Linked DNA regions of Homo sapiens: region 2 is linked to region 1. The links are chromatin contacts, found by Hi-C or POLR2A ChIA-PET in ENCODE. All regions are on one chromosome and are shown on one strand. Each heading gives the region's core, a stretch centred on a gene start or an enhancer-like site at or near the end of the contact. The rest is flanking DNA. Distances are from core to core; before and after follow the strand shown.

Evidence for each region. Hi-C counts contacts between places; a loop is a spot of excess contacts on that map. ChIA-PET counts read pairs that join two places held with the same protein, here RNA polymerase II (POLR2A). Pooled maps may share reads with other maps.
Region 2: a pooled map shows a loop between it and region 1 (7-fold over the local background). The contact joins the enhancer-like site here to the promoter of SRRM1 in region 1. A Hi-C loop is called at or near these places in 2 of 37 single-sample maps with no recorded cell type and 9 of 50 pooled maps. POLR2A ChIA-PET finds 5 or more read pairs at or near these places in 2 of 52 experiments (activated B cell and activated T-cell).

The regions. Positions count from the first base shown.
Region 1 is chr1:24,641,906-24,644,724 of GRCh38, reverse strand. SRRM1 (serine and arginine repetitive matrix 1) reads right to left here and starts at 1,423. Exons shown (of 17, transcript NM_005839.4): 1 at 1,378-1,423. The coding sequence starts at 1,398. RefSeq lists silencers at 1,042-1,101, 1,362-1,681 and an enhancer at 1,752-1,851.
Region 2 is chr1:24,953,894-24,956,712 of GRCh38, reverse strand. The region is part of intron 1 of RUNX3-AS1 (RUNX3 antisense RNA 1); the gene reads right to left. It also overlaps a transcript of RUNX3 not described here. Among named protein-coding and RNA genes, the nearest start is that of RUNX3-AS1, 25 kb to the right of the region's middle. RefSeq lists enhancers at 1,240-1,289, 1,330-1,479, 1,520-1,699, 741-1,940 and a silencer at 2,437-2,496. Within about 2 kb of position 1,457, at least 5 of the 41 ENCODE cell types and tissues checked have a DNase peak (open chromatin) inside an H3K27ac peak, as active enhancers do.

The DNA.
Region 1 (2,819 bases), core at 174-2,673:
ACAAAATGGACAGTTCATAAGCAGTTTGCAAATTCGATACGCTAATCTGAAACTATCATTCCAAAATAAGTATCTTACTGTTTGCCTAAGAACAGCTGGTTGTTCTTAGGTAAAATACTTGGGGGATAACATTCTAACATGACGAAAAACTCGTTGGCATATTTAAAGCCAATTAAAGAAGGATTTCAATGTCCAATTCGGAGTGTCCAAAGATATTTTTACTAAAGTTCTGGCCCTCCTCCCTTCCAATTTTTCCTTTGAAAACACACAAACTGCAAATTACATGCTCTAAAGAGAAGAGCTAACGTGTATTTCAGAAAACGGATATATTGGCTTAGATCAACTAGTTTCTATACGACTTCATTCTGCATTAACAGTTTGCAAGCCCTGAGAGACCAATGGTGCTCAACTCTAGTCCTGTGTCCCTTCTAGATCTTGATCTAGTACTAATTTCCTACAGGAGGGGACTATGGGACACACAGGCTCCAGCACGAGCCTGATAAAGTGTGGGCCCCGAGAACCAACTACGACGGAGTAACTTCCCTGCCTGCAGGCGATGGGCAGACGACGCTGGCAGAGCCTAGGTAAGAGTTACCTTTCACCAGCGGACTCCAAGAGTAAAACACGATGGTGGCGGGTGGTGAGGGATGTGGAGGGCGGGAAGGAATTGAATCACTCCACAACCTGCCTCCATACCCGCGCATAGTTTTCGTTGCACCCTCTACCCTCACAGAACCTTAAATTCACATTGTCCCAACAAGTTATCTACGTCCCCCTCCCTGAAGGGATATCAAATTGGGCGGGAGCTCCCGCGAACCCTGACCTGGCGCCTCCACGAAGGCTTAGGACCTGGAGGGAGGACGTTGGGGGGCGGGGAGGGCGCTTTTTCAAAAAAAGCCGCTGAATGCTTCTTCCTGTTCTCCCTCCCCTAAGGTGCTCTCCCAAGATGTACCCCCAAACCATATTCTCCCTGCCCTGCCGCCACCAGTGACCTTAGGGCTTTCCTTTGGCCTCCCACTCGGGACTTCCTCCTCCGGCTCCGCTAGGCCCCAGGACCCGGCGGCACGCACGGCGCTCGGCCTGCAGGCCCCGCCAGGCAGGCGGGCAGCGAGGTACCATCCCGGCCCATTCCCGCCGCCATTTTCCGGCCACCGTCGCCGCCGCGTAGGGGGGACCATTCCGGAGGAGGAGACTGCGCAGGGGCGCACCGGTCTCCGCCGCAGCGCACGGGGGGGGGGGGGGTGCGCCGGCTCTAGGAGGAATCCTTAAGATCTCCGAAGCTCCCCTCGCTGGCCACCCTGTGCCAAGCTAAGGTCTCCTACCAGGCCTTACCGAGAAGTCCCTGGCCTCACCCCGGCGCCCGGCGCTTCTACTTACGCGGAAAAATCCCGCGTCCATCTTGCCGCCTCGCTCGGAGATCGCTCCCTATCCCAGGGTACACCGCGCCGCCGCGACGGAGGGCGGGACCGGCGGAGGGAAAGCCGAGCGCCGGGACGCAGCGCGCGTCGTTGCGCCCGCCCCCTCCGGCCGACACGAGGCCGCGCCTGCTCAGTGCGCCGAGAGCCCGCCACGCGTGCGCACGAGCGCCAGCGGGGGCGGGCTTCTGTCAGGCCCTAAACTCCCCGGTAGGTAGTGGAGGAGGCGAACCTGACGACCGCAGCCAATGGGAGCAAAAGGGAAGGCCGTCGAGTCGCCCCGCCCTGCAAGTCCTTTTGTGGCGCGTGACCATCCTTGTTCGCGCAATGTGACGTGACCCATCCTTCGACCCGTAGTGGAAGAGGCTTGGCGTCCTGGAGTTCCATGAAGCGATTGAAGAGAAAGGCTGTTACCTCAGAGTGACGCGGGCGAGGCGGCCCGTGCGCCGACGAGAGGCCTGCGGCTTCCCTCTCGTTGTGAAAGTTGTGATTGTGTAGGTTTTACGCGTTTACCAGACGAGAGAGGATTGTCTGTAAAGCGGTCGAGCCTGGCAGCAGACATGAAATCTGCCTTGTAGCTCAGCTTGCTCAGCCTTTGGAGGAAGCTGGAAGTGTCCAGTAGATGGGTTTCGGTTTCGGCGGCCCGGTAATCACGCCGCTGGGCAGGACGCCCGCCAGAGAGCCGTGGTCCTCGGGCTCTGCCTCGGGCTCTCCCCAGCCCGGGTCTCGGACTCCGAGAAGCACCAGCTTCCTCGCAGCGCCTCGCCTGGCCGCCCTGGTGCCTCTGCTCTGGCTGCGAGGGCCTTGGGTTGGATGCGCACTGCTAGATTTTCTTATTTTGAAAATTATTGGCCGGGCGCGGTGGCTCACGCCTGTAATCCCAGCACTTTGGGAGGCCGAGGCGGGCGGATCACGAGGTCAGGAGATCGAGACCATCCTGGCTAACACGGTGAAACCCCGTCTCTACTAAAAATACAAAAAATTAGCTGGGCGTGGTGGCGGGCGTCTGTAGTCCCAGCTACTCGGGAGGCTGAGGCAGGAGAATGGCATTAACCCGGGAGGTGGAGCTTGCAGTGAGCCGAGATCACGCCACTGCACTCCAGCCTGGGTGACAGAGCGAGACTGTCTCAAAAAAAAAAGTTATTTTTATCTAATAAAGCAGAGATGGGGGTCTCGCTCTGTTGCTGGTCTCGAACTCCTGGCCTCCCAAAGTGCAGGGACTTCAGGCCTGAGCCACCGCGCCCGGCCCCACTCTGCCAGCTTTTTCGCAAGCGCTTCTCGCCCTTCTCGCTTCCCTTTCTCGGAGGGAAAGCCGGCGTCCCTTTCTCAGAAAGGCCTCCTCCGGCCATCTTTTGCATCGTTCCCGCCCCCACACACACTCTCGCCTCCCTTTTCTCTTTTTTT
Region 2 (2,819 bases), core at 208-2,707, 310 kb before region 1:
TGCTCCTTCCTCAAGCCTGAGTTCTGTCCCACCCCACCTCCGTGGGGTAAGCAGGGGCAGGAGGGGAGGCCTGCTGACGTACCTCCCCCAGCTCTTCGCACCCCTGTGTCTCGGGAAGAGGTGCTAGGTCCAGGGGGGGTGGAGAAAGGACCTCCAAGTCAGAAGTGATAAAGAGCCCATGGAGAGAGCCTGGTGCCCCCACATCTCCTACAGAGCAGCTATATCCCTTCCCAGGGGGAGAGAAAGCCACCTCTGAGAGCAAAGCCACCTCAGAAAAAAGACTAGAGGGAAACACTGAAAAGTCCATAGTAGTTAATACTGTGTGGTCCGCCATGATGGCAGGTAACCTTTATTTTATATTCTTTTGATTATTGTGTATTTTCCAAACTTTTAATACTTGTAAATTTAAGGGAAAACAATTTTTGTTTTCAGAGAAAGAAAGAGGAAGAGGCAGTCCCACCCTCCCAGGAACAGGCAAGCTGGGGCTCCCATCAGCCTGAGCTCCAGCCTGGGAACGGCCTGCTCCCACCCAGGCAAGGCCCTGCTGGCCACCCTGCTCTCTGTTCTTCTTCCCAAATCACTGTGTCTGTCACCTGCCTCCTTGGCTCTGCCCTGTCGGGCTGTGGAGCAAGGGTCTGCCCCGGGCTGCGCAGAGCCATGCATACAGTAGGTGCTCAGGAAATGCTTGTGACCTGAGGTGTGGTCCCAATCTGCAGACAGTTTCCCTGGAGAGGTGGGCCTACGTCCCCAGCGGACTTAGGATGTGAGGTGGGCGAATTGGTTGCTGCTGATTCATTCAATGAACATTTATTGAGCATCTACTGCATGCAAGCACTGTTCTGGGCACTGGAGATGCAGAAGTGAACACAATGGACAAAGATGCCTTCTCCCTGGGGCGCCACATTCCTGTGATGTGTGGAGAGAGACTGCCTCAGGAACCACCCTCCCCCCCAGTGTTTTTCAGTGTCCCAGCTTTCCATTTATAGATGGGGAAACTGACACTCAGAGAGGAGGCAGTCCTTGCCTGAACCCCGACAGCCAGGGAGTTGCAGATGCTGTTCTAAGCTCCAGAGCCTCGAGATTCAGCCCAGACCTTAGCCTACCAAGCCCTACTAAGGTAGGCTCTCTCCTCTGGCCACCCACACCCCTCTGGCTTAGGTCCTTCCTACCTATGCAGAATCTTGGCCTCCTGGCACTTCCATAAATGCTCTGGATTCCCCATTAAATCCTCATCACAGCTCCGTGTGCTGGGCATCACCACCTCCATTGTGGAGATGAAAACAGACTCAGGCAGATGGTGGGACTTGCTGCAACTAATGTTTAAGAAGAGGAAAGAGGACCTTGAGTCATCCTGTGGTCTGTCTGACATCAAACCAGCCCGTCAAACTCTCCCTTCTGCCCGGAAGATATCTTCTCTTCCTTGGCCTGAGGGCACCACCTCCATGGAGCCCTCCCCGATACCTCTAAGCGAGGTGATTCATATCCTCCTCTATGCAACCACAGCATCTTCAGGCCCTTCTCAAATACTTCCTGAAGTCTTTCTAGAAAGGGTGGAATCTGAGATGGGTCTAGAAAGGGCAGATCTGGGGAGGAAGGAACCTTGCTGGTACAAGCAGAGTGAACAGCATGGGCAAAGGTATGGAAGAAGGATCACACAAAAGGATTACATGGAGATGGAAGGTTTATGGGTCCTGTGGAGGGCTTGAGGGAGAGGAGACTGAGGAAGAAGGTGGGCCAGGCCTGGGGTTGGTCATGGCTTCAGGACACAGGGCTCCAGGACTGAACCAAGCTGGGCCGTGATGTGGGGCAAAGCATCCCATGATGCACAGGGCGGTTCTCTGAAATAGGCCAGTGTAGACATGGCCTTGAGGGTAGGTACGTGTGTGAACAGAGACCACAGGGGCCTCCCGCACCCACTCACGAGCCCTGTTTTTATCAGTCTCTAGACACACACCTGAGCAGCCGAAGCACACTTGCTCTGAGGCACGTAGAGGGCTCCGTGGATGGCCACGTCCGTGGTTGGACAAGGACAAGGGCGAAGGCTTAGAGCAGCTGAAGGGAAACCTGTCCTGGGGAGAATCCCAGGGCTAGTGACGGCGGCATGATTTTCAGGGCACAGTGCAAAATGAAAATACAGGATCCCTTGTTCAAAAATCAGTAAGAATTTCAGGACAGCGACCACAGAACACGAAACCAAGCATGAGGCCCTTCTAAGCAAGGGACCCTGTGCAACTGCCCAGGCCTGAAAATAAGCCTCTGTCTGCCTTTCCTTCCTTCCCTGGACTTGTGTGGGCTTCCATTCTTTATGAATCCACAGTGTTAAAATAATAATAAGTGAAGCCTTGGGTGAGAGCATAGCTTGAAGATTTTAGAACCAGTAAGAACATTAGGGAAAACATGACTCCAACCAACGTCCCCACCCTGTCTGCATTTTACGTTGTAGAACACCTGAAGGATCTAAGAAATTTAAAAATAAGCTCGGTAATCTCAACACCCAGAAAAAACCACTATCATTCGGTGTGTTTCCTTCCAGTCTATTTTTACCCCATGTCTTGTTTTTGCCTCTGTGGGTCTCTTTCCTCCATGTGTGAGGCCATGCAGATATGTCTGAGAACCTCAACAAGAATATCAATAGGCTGGGGCATGGCGGCTCCCGCCTGTAATCCCAACACTTTGGGAGGCTGAGGCAGGAGGATAACTTGAGCTCAAGAGGTGAAGGCTGCAGTGAACTATGATCGTGCCACTGCACTCTAGCTTGGGCGACAGAGCAAGACCTGGTCTCCAAAAAAAAAAACCACACATTAACAGTCATTACAGGT